Regions from separate parts of the Homo sapiens genome. Here region 2 is linked to region 1. Evidence: chromatin contacts called from ENCODE Hi-C or POLR2A ChIA-PET data. All regions are on one chromosome and are shown on one strand. Each heading gives the region's core, a stretch centred on a gene start or an enhancer-like site at or near the end of the contact. The rest is flanking DNA. Distances are from core to core; before and after follow the strand shown.

The links. Hi-C counts contacts between places; a loop is a spot of excess contacts on that map. ChIA-PET counts read pairs that join two places held with the same protein, here RNA polymerase II (POLR2A). Pooled maps may share reads with other maps.
Region 2: a pooled map shows a loop between it and region 1 (7-fold over the local background). The contact joins the promoter of PRSS3 here to the enhancer-like site in region 1. A Hi-C loop is called at or near these places in 1 of 50 pooled maps. POLR2A ChIA-PET finds 5 or more read pairs at or near these places in 4 of 52 experiments (Caco-2, GM12878, activated T-cell and 1 more).

Annotation. Positions count from the first base shown.
Region 1 is chr9:33,833,000-33,840,777 of GRCh38, forward strand. All of the region lies in intron 1 of UBE2R2 (ubiquitin conjugating enzyme E2 R2), which reads left to right. Among named protein-coding and RNA genes, the nearest start is that of UBE2R2-AS1, 18 kb to the left of the region's middle. Within about 2 kb of position 3,517, at least 4 of the 41 ENCODE cell types and tissues checked have a DNase peak (open chromatin) inside an H3K27ac peak, as active enhancers do.
Region 2 is chr9:33,789,631-33,797,408 of GRCh38, forward strand. PRSS3 (serine protease 3) reads left to right here and starts at 5,931. Exons shown (of 5, transcript NM_002771.4): 1 at 5,931-5,983; 2 at 7,013-7,172. The coding sequence starts at 5,944. All of the region lies in intron 3 of UBE2R2-AS1 (UBE2R2 antisense RNA 1), which reads right to left. RefSeq lists an enhancer at 6,480-6,980.

The sequences.
Region 1 (7,778 bases), core at 2,267-4,766:
TCAGAGTTATTATTTGTGTGGTACAATGAGTCCTCACTAATTTGGATTCTACTAATTTGAAAATTATGAGGTTTTTCTTTTTTGAGAAAGGATTTTGCTGTATTGCCCAGGCTGGAGTGCAGTGGCACGATCTCAGCTCAGTGAAACCTCCGCCTCCTGGGTTCAAGTGATTCTCCTGCCTCAGCCTCCCGAGTAGCTGGGATTACAAACACATGCCACCGTGCCTGGCTAATTTTTTTTTATTTTTAGTACAGACGGGGTTTCACCGTGTTAGCCAGGATGGTCTTGATCTCCTGACCTCGTGATCCGCCTGCCTTGGCCTCCCAAAGTGCTGGCATTACAGGCGTGAGCCACCGCGCCCGACTAATTTTTGTGTTTTTAGCAGAGACGTGGTTTCACCATGTTGGCCAGGTTGGTCCCCTGACCTCAGGTGATCCACCTGCCTCGGCCTCCCAAAGTGCTGGGATTACAGACATGAACCACTGTGCCCGGCTGATATGGTCGTTTCTTGTAAGAGCTTCAGCATTACTTAACAATAAAAAATGTTCTAAGTAATGGAAGATTATATGAAAAGAAGGATTTAAACTCCATCTGTCACTTCTCAGTTACATTTTACGACATAGCATTTTATTTTGATTGTGGTGAATCATATAATTACCATTTTAACCATTTTTAAGAGTACAGTTCAGTGACATTAAGTATATTCACTGTGAAGTGTAACCAGCATCATGACCTATTTTCTAAACTTTTTCTTCATTCCACACTGAAACTTTGAAGCTGTTAAATAGTAACTAATTTTTCCCCCTTGCCTTCATTCTCTGGTAATCTCAATTCTCCTTTCTGTCTTTATGAATTTGTTTATTCTGGGCACCTTGTAGAAGTGGAGTCATAAAATATTTGTCCTTTAGTGTCTGTTTTATTTCACTTAGTATAATTATCTCAAGATTCATCCATGTTGTAGCATGTCTCTGAATTTCATCCCTTTTAATGGCTGAATAACATTCCGTTGTTTGTATAATTCATCTGTTGATGGATGCTTGGGTTGTTCCCACCTTTGGGTTATTGTGAATCATGCCGTTCTCTTTTGGATGCTGTAAATGTTTGGTAGACTCTAGAGTCCCACAGTAGTTACTTTAGACAATTCCTACCAGCTCAGTGGTTGTTTAGGTGTAGTGACGGATTCTTGGAGCTTCTTTTTTTTTTTCTTTTTTTTTTTTTGGAGACAGAGTCTCGCTCTGTTGCCCAGGCTGGAGTGTGATGGCTCAGTCTCGGCTCACTGCAACCTCCGTCTCCCGGGTTCAAGTGACTCTCCTGCCTCAGCCTCCCAAGTAGCTGTAGAGTAGCTGGAATTATAGGCACAAACCACCTCACCCAGCTGATTTTTTGTATTTTTAGTAGAGACGGGTTTCACCGTGTTGGTCAGGCTGGTCTCGCACTCCTGACCTTAGGTGATCTGCCCACCTTGGCCTCCCAAAGTGTTGGGATTACAGGCGTGAGCCACACGCCCAGCCTTCCTGGAGCTCCTTAGTCCACCATCTTCCATGACCTTGTCACGATATTAGCTGTTAAATAGCTACTATTTAATTATATTTATAAAACCTATTCATTATATAAAAATTAGAAAATATAGACCTCGCACGGTGGCTCACACCTGTAATCCCAGCACTTTGGGAGGCTGAAGCAGGTGGATCACCTGAGGTCAGGAGTTCGAGACCAGCCTGGCCAACGTGGAGAAACCCCATCTCTACTAAAAATACAAAATTAGCCGGATGTGGTGACACATGCCTGTAATCCCAGCTACTCGGGAGGCTGAGGCAGGAGAATCCCTTGTTCCCGGGAGGTGGAGGTTGCAGTAAGCCGAGATCGTGCCGTTGCACTCCAGCCTGGGCAACAAGACCGAAACTCTGTCTCAGGAAAAAAAAAAACAAAAGAAAAGAAAAGAAAAGAAAATATTGATAAACAAATAGAAAAAGAGAGAAATTACCCACAATCACATTTCCCAGAGTAATGAGTATTTCCTTTTTGTCCTTCCAGATATGCATGTTGGGAACATATTACATAAACTGGTTTGTAATATGTTTTGAAACTTAATATGAATATGTTTTAGCTATCTTTTCATGAGAGAACATGCATGTCTAAGTGTAGGTTTTTTTTTTTTTTTTTTTTGAGACCCAATCTCTTTCTGTTGCCTAGGCTGGAGTTTAATGGCATGATCTTGGCTCACTGCAACCTCTGTCTCCAGGTTCAAGTGATTCTCTTGTCTCAGCCTCCCGAGTAGTTGGGACTACAGGCACCCACCACCATGCCTGGGTAATTTTTGTATTTTTAGTAGATACAAGGTTTCATCATATTGGTCAGGCTGGTCTTCAGCTGGTGACCTGAGGTGATCCACCTGCCTCAGCCTCCCAAAGTGCTGAGATTATAGGCTTGAGCCACTGAGCCCGGCCTAAGTGTAGTTTTTAAATGCCGTGTAGTGTATATGCTGTACTTCATTTCTATTGCTGGACACTTAAGTTGTTTCAGCCTTTTCCTTAATACAAAAGATGTCGCAGGAAACTTTATATGTCCTTACAATTTTTGTTTGTTTTTGAGACAGAGTTGGCCAGGCACAGTGGCTTACACCTGTAATCTGAGCACTTTGGGAGGCTGAGGTGTGTGGATCACTTGAGCCCACGAGTTCAAGACCAGCCTGGGTGACATAGGGAGATCCCGTTTCTACAAAAAAAAAAACAAAACAGCCAGGCCTGGTGGCACGCACCTGTAGTCCCAACTACTCAGGAGGCTGAGGTGGGAGGATCATTTGAGCCTGGGAATTCAAGGTTACAGTGAGCTATGATTGCACTACTGCACTCCAGCCTGGGCAACGGAGTGAGACCCTTTCTCTAAAAAAGGCTTGTAGAAGAAAGTAAAGATATGAGTTATTTTTGTACAGCTGTATAGTGTGATTTCGTTTTAAGCTAAGAAGCTAAGTGTTGTTTCAAAGGTCAAAAAGTTAAAAGTTTGTATAGTATAAGAATTGTGGGCTGGGCACAGTGGCTCACGCCTGTTATCCCAGCACTTTCGGGAGGGCGAGGCAGATGGATCACCTGAGGTCAGGAGTTTGAGACCAGCCCGGCCAGCATGGTGAAACCCTGTCTCTACTAAAAATATAGAAAAATTAGCTGGGCGTGGTGGGAGGCGCCTATAATCCCAGCTACTCACCTACAATATTCAGTATAGTAACATGCTGTACAGGTTTGAAGCCTAGGAGCAATAGGCTATACCATATAGCCTAGATGTGTAGGAGCCTATACCATCTAGGTACAAGTATACCATTTTTGTGTAAGCATGCTGTATGATGTTCACACAATGATGAAATTGCCTAATGATGCATTTCTCAGAACATATTCCTGTCATTAGGCAACATATGACTGTAATTCAGTGGTTTTTAGTCAGAATTGTGCAATCATCACCACAGTCAATTTTAGAATATTTTGCTGGGCTTGGTGGCTCATGCCTATGATCCCAGTACTTTGGGAGGCAGAGGCACGCAGATCATTTGAGGTCAGGAGTTTGAGAGCATCCTGGCCAACATGGCAAAGCCCCATCTCTACTAAAAATACAAAAAATTAGCCAGACATGGTGGCACATGCCTGTAGTCCCAGCTACTCGGGAGGCAGAGGCAGGAGAATCACTTCAACCTGGGAGGCAGAGGATGCAGTGAGCCAAGATCATGCCACTGTACTCCAGCCTGGGCAACAGAGCAAGACTCTTATCTCAAAAAAAAAAAATATATATATATATATTCTTGAGGAAGTGTGCCTAGCAGGTAAATTTTTTGAAGCTTTATTCTAACTTTATACTTGAAATTACTTGGCTGGGTATAGAATTCTAGATTGGAAATCCTGTAGCTTTAGAATTTCGAGGACATTACTGTATTGGGTTCTTAGTTCCAAAGATGATGTTTGAAATTCAAGAATGTTCTAAATCCTGTGCATGGTATGTGAAGAGTTTTTTCTTCTGGAAGTTTGCAGGACTCTGTGTGTCCCTGATTTCTTAAATTTCACATTGCTGTAGGTACTTTTAAACTCATGTTTTTCAGCATTGGGAAATTTTCTTGAATTATTTCAAGATATTTTCTCCTCTATGTTTTTCCTCATGTTTTTTGGGGAGCACCCATTATCTGGATATAGAACAGTCTGAATTAATTCTTCTAATTAACATATCTTTTTCTCTTTTTTTTCCTTTATTTGTTTTTGAGACAGAATCTTGCTTTGTGGCTTAGGCTGGAGTGCAGGGGTGCGATCAAGGCTCACTGCAGCCTCAGCCTCCTGGGCTCAAGCGATATTCTTATCTCAGCCCCGACCATGCACAGTGCTGTGATTACAGGTATGAGCCACTGTGCCCAGCCTCTTATTTTCAGTTTAGGCAGCTGCTGCTTCTTTTTTTTTTTTTTTTTTGAGACAGGGTCTGCTCTTGCTCTGCTGCCTAAGCTGGAGTGCAGTGGTGCGAACATAGCTTACTGCAACCTCTGCCTCCTGGGCTCAAGAGATTCTCCCACCTCAGCCTCCTAAGTAGCTGAGACTGTAGGCACCTGCTACCACACCCAGCTAATTTTTATATTTTTAGTAGAGATGGGTTTTGCTGTGTTGCCCAGGCTGTTCTTGAACTCCTGAGCTCAATTGATCTACCTGCCTTAGCCTCTCATTGTGCTAGGATTACAGAGCCACCACACCTGGCCTGTTCTTGTTTTTTAATAGAGACAGTGTCTCAATATGTTGCCCAGGCTGGTCTCAAACTCTGGGCTCAAGCATTCCTCCTACAGTGTTAAGATTGCAGGTGTGATCCACTGGGCTTAGCCAACATTCTGTTTTTGATGTCTTGGTTTTGATGTCTTGATCATGGTTGTCGTTTCTCCTATTAACTCCCTGAAGACATCATGTATATACAGATATATAGGTAAATATATATAGCTTATATAGAAGTATACATAGTTTTATGTATGTGTAATTATATGTCTCATATATAAGCCATTATTTACAGTTGTCCTTCAGTATCCATAGGGGGAGTTCCAAGGACCCCCACTGATACCAAAATCTTGAATGGTCAAGTCCCTTATATAAAATGATATAGTATTTACATTTAACCTGTGCACATTCTCCCATATGCTTTATTTTTTTAATTTATTTTTTTGAGATGGAGTTTTGCTCTGTTGCCCAGGCTGGAGTGCAGTGGCAGTCTAGCTGTATTTTTTAGTTTGTATTATTTTTTATTGCTTTTTTTACTGTTTTTTTTTTCTTGTTTTTTTTTCGCTTGAATATTTTTGATCCACTGTTGGTAGAACCCAGGGATATGGAGGGCCTACTGTGTATACGTATATAATGTTTATATATATGTATGTACATATATATATACATTTTTAATACATTTTACTTTTCCTGCATGGACTGTTTTCTTCACGTTGAGTTGTATTTTAAGTGTTTCATGGTAAACTTTCCTGAGATGTTTGCTAATGTTAATCTGCTTAATAGTTTTTTTTTAAATTGAGGTGTATGTACATACAATAAAATGTGTATATCTTGGCTGGGCATGGTGGCTCACGCCTGTGATCCCAGAACTTCGGGAGGCTGAGACAGGTGGATTATGGATTCTTAATTTACTACAGTTTAGTTTATGTTAGTTGGTTTTATTACTTCCCAGGAAATGCAAGAACCGTACATTTAGCTCTTTACCTCCTTCTTGTCCTTTGCCCTATTGATGGTATATTTTCTTATAAACCTCTAAAGCAACAGTATTATTGTTTTACATAGTTGCTGTGGTCTGGCCAGTCGTGGTGGTTCACGCCTGTAATCCCAGCACTTTGGGAGGCCGAGGTGGGTGGATCACCTGAGATGAAGAGTTCGAGACCAGCTGGCCAACATGGAGAAACCTGGTCTATACTAAAAATACAAAAACTAGCCGAGCATGGTGGAGCGCACCTGTAATCCCAGCTACTCGGGAGGATAAGGCAGGAGAATTGCTTGAACCTGGGAGATGGAGGTTGCAGTGAGCTGAGATCGAGGCACTGTACTCCAACCTAGGCAACAGAGCGAGGCACTGTCTCAAAAAAAAAAAAAAAAAGTTGCTGTGGTCTGAATGTGTATCCCCAAAAGACATATGTTGAAACATAATCCCCAATGTGATAGTATAAGGAGGTCTGGCTTTTGGGAGGTGATTACGTCGTGAGGGCTCTGGCTTCATGAATGAAATTAGTGTTTGTGTTTTTGTTTTTGTTTTGAGACGGAGTTTCACTCTTGTTGCCCAGACTGGACTGCAATGGCAGGGTCTCTGCTCACTGCACCCTCTGCCTCCCAGGTTCGAGCAATTCTCCTGCCTCAGCCTCCCAGGTAGCTGAGATAACAGGCTCCTGCCACCACACCTGGCTAATTTTTGTATTTTTAGTAGAGACGGAGTTTCGCCATGATGGCCAGGCTGGTCTCGAACTCCTGACCTCAGGTGATCCACCCGCCTCAGCCTTCCAAAGTGCTGGGAGTACAGGTGTGAGCCACCGTGCTGGGCCTGAGATTAGTGTTCTTATGACAGAGGCCCCAGAGAGCTAGCTAGTCCTTTTCACTACTTGAGAATGCAGCAAGAAGGCATCGTATATGAAGAATGGGCCCTTACTAGACTCCAGATTTGTTGGTGTCTTGGTCTTCCCAGTCTCCAGAACTGTGAGAAATAAATTACTGTTGTTTAAGCTAGGAGTGGTGGCTCATGCCTATAATCCTAGCACTTTGGGAGGCTGAGGTGGGAAGATTGCTTGAGATCAGGAGTTTAAGACCAGCCTGGGCAACATAGCAAGATTCTGTCTCTACAAAAAAATCTAATAAGTTAGCCAAGTGTGGTGGTCTACCTGTAATCTTAGCTACTTGGGAGGCTGAGGTTGGAGGATTGCTTGAGCACAGAAGTTTGAGGCTGCAGTGAGCTATGATTGTGCCATTGTACTCCAATCTGGGTGACAGAGTGAGACCCTGACTCTTAAAAAAAAAAAATTCTGTTGTTTATAAGCCACCCAGTTTATGACTTTTGGTATAGCAGCTTGAATGAACTAAGTAGGTATGTTTTCTAAGTTGCTTTTAATATTTGTATGTAAAATTAGCAGAAAACGTCTCTTTCACAAACATACAGATAGTGCTTTTTCCCCTTTTTCTTTTTTTAAAAAATAAGGCGAATATCCATATCCCCAGTTCAAGAAACAGAACTTTTCAGCCATCCAGGAGCCATCCATGTGTTCCATTTCAGTTGTAACTCACCTCCCAAAAAAGAAAAATAACCACTACTTCACTCTCTCTCAGTCATTTCCTTTTCTTTTATAGTTTTATCACCGTGTACATTCTTAGACATTATATTTTATTTAGTGTTATGATGTCTTTTAAACCACAGTTTATGCCTCTATCCCTTTTTTTTCCTTAGTTTTTATGTTGAAGAACCCAGGGAGAGTTAACCAAAGTTTGAATTTTACTGATTGTACACTCATGTTGCATCTTTCTTCATTCCTTGTATATTTTGCAAATTGGTTACTGAACTCAGAGACTTGGTCAGACTCTGGTTCGGTCTCTTTAGCAATACTGTAGGCAGTGTTGTGTTCTTTCATGGGGAGGCAGAAGTCTGGTTTTCTCTTTTTTTTAAATCATGTCCGCAGTTGTTGGGCTCAGTGCCCAGATCCATTAATTTATCAATGGTTTAAAAATAGTGACATTCTAATTGTGTGGGTTTTTTTAAAATTTTTTGTTGGAATACTTTTATTAAGAGATGCTTCT
Region 2 (7,778 bases), core at 4,681-7,180, 41 kb before region 1:
GTCACAGGAATGCACATGTATACCCATTTTATGTCATGGGTTCAGTGCTAGCTTACCTTCCTGCTCGATGCTCCCATTACCATAGGAAGTTGACAAATTTACCTACAGTGAAGCCTTGGATTATGAAGCACCTTCCTATATTACAAAATTGCCTCTTTAAAAGCAGTAAAGCACTGTGCTTAGGAACTTGAACTTTATCAAGTGACAGACCTAAGTTTAAAACTTGGTTCTTCTTTAACACTAGGTGTAACCTTAACAAGTTACACAATTTCTCCATGCCTTAATTTCTCCATAGAAAATAAGAATAATAGTGAGTTTTTAAATGTAGGGTTTTTTTATAAGAAAGTGATGCAATTATCTGCATAAAAAGCACACAGAGACAAAATATGCAATTAGTGTAGTTGCTACCTAAACGTATTTCTCACTATAAAAACATATTTTACCACTAGCAATTCCTTCCTCAAGAATAAGTATGACCCGCTCTCAGAAAATTTTATTATTATAATTGTTTCTCTTTTAGCTATTTTAATTACATAAAAAATTTGTGGTATTATAAAATATGCATATTATCAAAATAAAAAGTCAAAATCGTTCAGTTTAATACAATTAGATCATACAATATGTAGTTTTAGAATTTATTCCCTTAACCCAACAATATTTCATGAATATCATTTCATGTCAAAAATATTTTACATTAACTTTAATAAGAATAGTTCAATACACTGATGACCATCCTTCATACAATCAAAACCCATGACAAGGTATATATCCATAGGCTAGATGACAGGGTTATTTAATTTTAAATAGCAATTGGTTGTGTGTTTTGAATTATTTCTGTTACAGACTCAGAAGTAAACCATGAAAGCCCTCCTAACTCTACCTGCAGATGGCTGGTCCTTTTTATTCAGGTGTTAACTTAAATGCCACCTCCCCAAAGAGACCCTTCCACTCTACGTAAAAGCACTTCAGCAGTCATCCCATATTATATTATCACTTTATCCTATTTTACTAATATATACTCATCATTTACTGAAAGCGATGTATGTGCATCCCATTTCTATACCTCCTCACATGTGCATAAATGCATGCACGTGTACTCACAAATGCACTGAAACAAGAACCTTTTCTATCTTCTTCATTGCTGCTTCCAAATAGCCTAGAAGAACTCCTGGAATATCACTCCAGGAATTCAATAAATATTTGTGAGTAAATAAATATGATTTCAAAGAAAAGAGGAAAATTTATACAGCTGCAGTGGATTTCCCTGGAGGAAAACTCTACAAAGGCATTTGAGTTTAGATAATCTAAGCCCATAAGAAAATTAACTAGATTATTCTAACAGGAAAGGAATAAGCACTTCAAACTTTATATTTTTTATTCTTGTTTCAAATTTATGTTTTAGTTGCGGGGAGGATAGGAAAAGATTAAAGGACACAAAATTACAGCTAGATAGGAGGAATAACTTCCAGTGTTTTACAGAACTGTAGGAAGACTACAGATAACAAGCTTTGTATTTGAATAGAAAGGTACACATGTCATGTGCCAATCCCCTTCTGCTGCCTTACCCAAGACTGGGAAATGGAACAGATGATATGGGTTCTACAGAGAAGCAAAGTGCAGAACCTGCTCAAACACAGTGGCTCTGGGGTGGAAGGTTCTCAATTGGAATTGTGCTGGTGCCTGTGTGGATGGAGCACTCAGTTCTGAGCCTTGGGAGCCTTTTGAAGGCCCTCCTGGCCAAGACGATCTTGAGGAAATGACTGACCCGTTGGCTGCCTTCCAAATGGATGACACAGTCTAGACTTTTATAAGCTAAATGAGTAGAAGGAACCCAGTTGACTGGATTTATCACCAAACCCAGCTTGTGAGCCTCAATTTAGAGCTAGTATAATTTAGAAAAATAAATACATACACCATATATTAAACTCTGAGTATCATGAAACAGATCCTAGATGTTACAATCATAAGAATCTATATGGGTGTTTCTCCTGCACTCTGTCCTGGCTTTCTTCTGCTTCCTGTCTAAGGGAGCCTGGACTCACTTAAGCAGCTCTAATAGGCCAAACAAGAGAGTGGTCAAGGAGTGGCTGAAATGTGAACAGAAAGACTCACCATTATATTACAGCAATCAATCTATCCTTAAAATAATTTAGGTTTAGTCTCAAGTGCTAGAGGCTTCCCCATTTACCCATACATGGAAGCCTGAAGAATAAACAGAACTATAAACTTCCCTCCGGGCATAAAACTTGCATGTCTTCCATGGCTTCAAGGTGGGGAGCAGCTGGGCAGGCAGAAGGAGGGGCAAGGGGCAGGCAAGAGGAGGGGCAGGAGGCAGGCAGGGAGGAATGGGCTACTCCATTTAGCTGATCAGCCTTGACCAGTTCATGCTCTGCGACTCCATATTACAAGTCAGACTTTTCTGGATCATACAGAGCACTCCCTTCACTCTCCAGATTCAGTGATTCCTGGGATGAGATAGTAACAAAAACAATTCCTTATTGGATAAAGCGAAATTGTGCCGTGGGGGAGATAAGAAGCTTAGAAAAAAAGAAAAATAATGGATGAGGAGAGGAGCTGGGAGTTTGGCGGGAAGACAGCCTAAAATCTGACAATCTGTTTGCAGAATGATAAAGGATGCTGGAACCCAAGGAGGAGTTGACTAAGAGCTTAGGAGAAAGATCTGGTGGGATTTGGAGAAGAAAGTGTTAAAAAAAAAAGAATTTGGAATCTGACACTTTTCAGACTACTATGAGGTCTGAAAGACTCATGTAGCAACGTGAAGAGGAACAAACTTTGTCTGAATAGGGAAGGTTCTAGTATGATCTTTGCTGGAGAAGTCATTTGAACTCTGAGTTTTAGATTGTTGATTTGTAAAAAGGAGAGAACAATATCTGCTGCCTACCACCTCAGTGAGGGTGCACCAAGGATCAGCTCAGAGGAGGCAAAGCAGAATGCCCTATGGCAGAGCATGGAGGCCCTAGAGTCAGACCACCATACTTACATCCCATCTTTAAAACCTACTGGCTGTGTGGCCTTGAGCAAGTCACTTTACCTCCAGAAAGCTCATTTAATCACCTGGAAAATGGGCAATCGCATAAGTGGTTGTAATGTAAAATGAAGAAAAAATTCTTAACTTATATGAGTTACATGCTGTATAGTAACATGGTATATAGTAAGCACACAGAATTGATTCACTGTTATCAAAATTGAAGGACAGTGGTTTGATGTGCTAAGCACTCAGTACAAGCCAGAAAGATGTCTTAGAGAAGAAGACAAAGAAATCTCTAGTTCAGGATGAAGAGTACCAAGAATGGCATGTCCTCCAAATTGAGCTTGGGCAGCTGGATCTGAACCTATCCTACACATCTGAGTCTACAGTATGAGGTAACAGTCTCCACCTATAGCTATCTTCTCTGCCTGTAAGGTCATTCCTTTTTGAAGAAAGCTGACCTCAGACTATACTGTGATCATTTAAGGAAGAGCGCAAAATACTGGAGAAGGCTAATCTTCAAGCTCTAGATACAGAAAATCCTCATATTCTTGGGTGTTCCTTTCAGACAGAGTCAGAGCCACAAGCACTGATCCAAAAATCCCGTTCTCCAAAAAAAGTTTCCATCTTCTGCCAAGGTTCACCTCCCTATTTAGTGCACACTGGTGTCTACAGTTGCTACAGCAAGAGCCTTTCCTTATCCTCTAAGGCAGGAGTTGTGTGAAGACCCCATGACAAGGGGACAAAATGAAACAACATGTTTAGGGGCAACACAGGAAAAACCCATATTATCAATGCTCCAAAACCTGGATACCTCAGGCTTGGCCAGTCATTTGTGAGCAGAGAGGTGTGTCATCTACATGGCAGTCATGGCCTGGATGGGTCTGGAACTGTGGCAAGGGAAGTCTCTGAGACAAGGTGCCAGGAGAAAGATGAATTCAATCATCTATTTCTGCCAGGAAGAAAAGCAGGAGGAAGGAATCAGATGCACAGTTTGTCCTCTGGGGACCTCTGCCTTGATCCTCAATAAATCTCCTTTTAGATGTCACCTGCAGCAATTCCCACAGTTCACAATGATCTCCATGGCTTCCGTTGGCCTTATGGTGAGCTCTGCCAAGATCTGTATTCTTGGGCAAGACAGAATCCTTCTGAATCTCAGTCTCTTCCTCTATAAATGGAAATAATTTTGCTCTGCACAAATCACAATTAGCATGTTTGTGGGAAGTCAAACTGTGAAACTCAGCATAACTGAAAAGCAATGTACCACTGTTGCTTATGTGAAAACTCTTGTAAAGCTGTCAGGCACCATGCACCATCTAAGTACAGCAGTGTTAGGTATGAGCCCATCAGTGATTAGAGGGGATGTGGGGTGGAGAGCGGGTCTCTGAGCAGTGGATCTCCTGGCTTTGGGGAAGCTGGCTCGTTGGCCATGCCAGGAGCTGAACCTGAAGGTACTCTGTGTGTCCTCTCAACTCCACGGGCCCCACATTCGCATTTTTTCCAATTCCCTCTGGTTTCCATTTGCTTCCTCCCTCTAGCCCCCTGGCCATGTCCGATCTCAACACGAAGTTTCTGAGCTTTTCTCATTTTGTTCACCATCTCCAGAACATCTCTGCTTCTTTTACTTTTCAAAGAATTTAAACTTGAACTCTGCTCACTCCTGCCCATCACCAACCTGAGCTCAGAGTTGCTGAGAAGGGAAAGCACCCTCATAAGGAAGCTCCTCCTTTCCTTACATCATTAGACTTGATCACAGACAGCATCTCCATCTCCACACTACTCTGGCCAGGTTGTGCCTCAGTCAATTACACAACTGTGTCTTAGTAGCCTTGGTAGGGCCCAAATCAGGATATTCTCTGGGAAGATTCACTTGATACTAAGCCCAGCATAATCTCACTGCATCTAAAATAGAAAATTCTAGACCCACCCCTCCACATCTTCTTATTGATCCCAATATGTGACCCATTTACCATGTGCTAAAATCTCTACCTACTGCTGATTCTCAGATCAGATGGTAACCCAGATTTACCATGGTCCAAACTCTGACATCTGATCAGGGGCATGTCATTCTGGTTCAGGCTGTCAGCCCTGAGCAGGTGAGTCAGTTTGCATCACCCTAAGTGCAGGTTGCCAGGACAACCGTGAGGCTGCATAAAAAGAACCTATGACAGGATGCACATGAGAGAGACAAGTGGCTTCACATTGAAGAAGGGGAGGAGTGCGCCATTGGTTTTCCATCCTCCAGATGCACTGAGTAAGCTCCTACCTAACCTGTGTCCCCTCCTTCTTTGAAACACTTCCCATCCTTTTAAGCCTTGGTAGGAAGGAGAGCCATCTGGAAGCCCAGAATCCTATGGAATGCTAAGTCTCCCTTCTCCTTACCCCTTAGTGTTGGAATTCTGGATACCCAAAGTCTTGGATTTGACCTTTGTGCACAGTGACTGCAAAGAAGCATATTCATATTCACAAAAATGAGCCTTAGATAAGACTTTCCTCCTCTCGTGGGGGCTCCAGGAAACTGAAAAGCCAAGCTTGTTACCAATGCTTGCCCTTCCTTAAGTACATTATTAAATACATCCCCAATAGTTAAAAGGACTCCTAGACACCCAGGCCATTCTCCCTCCTTCTAACCCTCATCTCCTCGGCCTACGAAAGCCCAGCTGTGTGATCCGGGGATTGGTTTCCCCTGTCTTCCCCATCCCAGCATCCTTCCAGGAAATAGCCAGTCTCCCTCTCTGCTCTCAGAAGGCAAGTTTCCTTATCACCTGTGAATCACAAACCCACAGAGTGGCCAAACGTAGCCGAGCTGATGCAAGACCCTGGCAAGGGGAAAGCTGCAGGTGTGTTTGTGCTGGGAAGAACTGTGACCCTCACCTCACAGACACCTCCTCTCCTGATTCTTGGAAGGGTATAAGGACAGGCCTTCCACCACCAGTCAGGCACACTCTACCACCATGAATCCATTCCTGATCCTTGCCTTTGTGGGAGCTGCTGGCGAGTTTCATGACCTGCCTCAGGCCCCACCCACCCCCTTTCCTGGCAGACACATGCCCTGCCATTCTTGCCACCTCTCCTCTTTTGACTGCGCTCTGATATTCTATTTCCTCCATCTGACATATCTCCTTCCCATCCTCCTTGGGCTCTCTTTAAGCCTCACCTGTTTCACCTTTTCCCTCATTTCACTCCCACCACTGTCATTCATCCATATCCGAGCTGTGGTTGGAGAAGCTGGGAAGGGAGACCAGGTGGGGCTGGCCCATGAAATGAAGTGGCAGGCTTCAGGCTTGGCTCCAAGAGCACCAGTATAGCACCACTATAGCTGCTCTTAACCTCGAATGCACCTGGGGAGGTTCAAAAATTACTCATGCCAGAGATTCAACTCTAGAAGTTCTAACTTCATTTGTCTGGGGTGCAGCCTGTGTACTGGGCTTTTAAGCTTCCCAGGTGATTTTTAACGTTTCCAGGCATGCCGCCAAAGTTAAGAATTGCTCTTCTATTGGCCAATAACAAAGTCTACCTTTGTTATGCCAAAGTGAGCCTGGGGCTGCCCTCAACTCTGCCCTCACTGCACAGATCTGAGCTATGGGGGAAGCTAGTCATGGCCAGGTCTACCCAGACAGGGGGTTTTCCTAGCTTAGCCAAAGTATCCTGACAATCCAGGGCTCAAATAGCCAGGGCAAGTACACAGGTGATGAATAAAAGAGAGAAGCACTCAGTGGGTGAGACAACAACATACCAACTGCTACCCCACTGGAAGCATTTTGAGGACATTCCTTGCATCCTCAGCCTGGTGTCCCCAGGAGAGATCTGAGCCCCTGCAGGGTACCTAGCTACGTGCCCTGCAGACACAGAGACTTGGGAGCCACATCCAGTGATGCTCACCAGGGGTGGCAGCGCTCCCTCCCTTGCCTGGCCTCACTGGGCTTGTTAAGGATTTCTAATTGGCAGGAAGCAACCGCAGGCTGGGAGCACCACCCCTAACATGCTACTGACTTGCCTTCTCCCTTCCTATTTCCACTCCAGTTGCTGTCCCCTTTGACGATGATGACAAGATTGTTGGGGGCTACACCTGTGAGGAGAATTCTCTCCCCTACCAGGTGTCCCTGAATTCTGGCTCCCACTTCTGCGGTGGCTCCCTCATCAGCGAACAGTGGGTGGTATCAGCAGCTCACTGCTACAAGACGTAAGTGTGGGGCCCCTGACTGCAAAGCTCCCAGCCAGGCTGCCTGGGAGAGCTTGGCTTCAGCCCAGGGAAGTACTGAGGTTGGGTAAGACGGATGGGAGAGGTGGTGGAAAAGAAAACTTGTTGACAGCAGCTGACTCTCCAGAGCAAGGCCAATCCATGAAACAGCAAGGGTTGTGGTCATAAAAGCAGGCAGGGATAATCTTGGAGTTGTCAGAGCTAGTGACAAAAGCAGGCAAGTACCTTTTGCTGGTTAGCTACACATTAAAGCGACCTAAGACAGAGTTTTTGAAAATACTGATGCCTGTGTCCTACCCCAGGGCAATTAACTCAAACTTCTCAGGAAGACAGTGTGAATACCAGTGAGTATTTAACACTCTACCTCTGGTAACTGTAGAGTGTATAGACAGAGCTGAGAACCGCTGCCTACACGAAGAACTCTCAAACCTGAGTATGCGTCAAAACCACCTGCAGGCTTATTAAAGCACAAATCACTGGGTCCCATCCCCAAGGTTCTGATCAGCGGGTGGGGGTAAGGACCAAGAATTTACATTTCTAACAAGTTCCCAGGAGATGCTAATGCTATGGCTACCCTTGGATTAGATT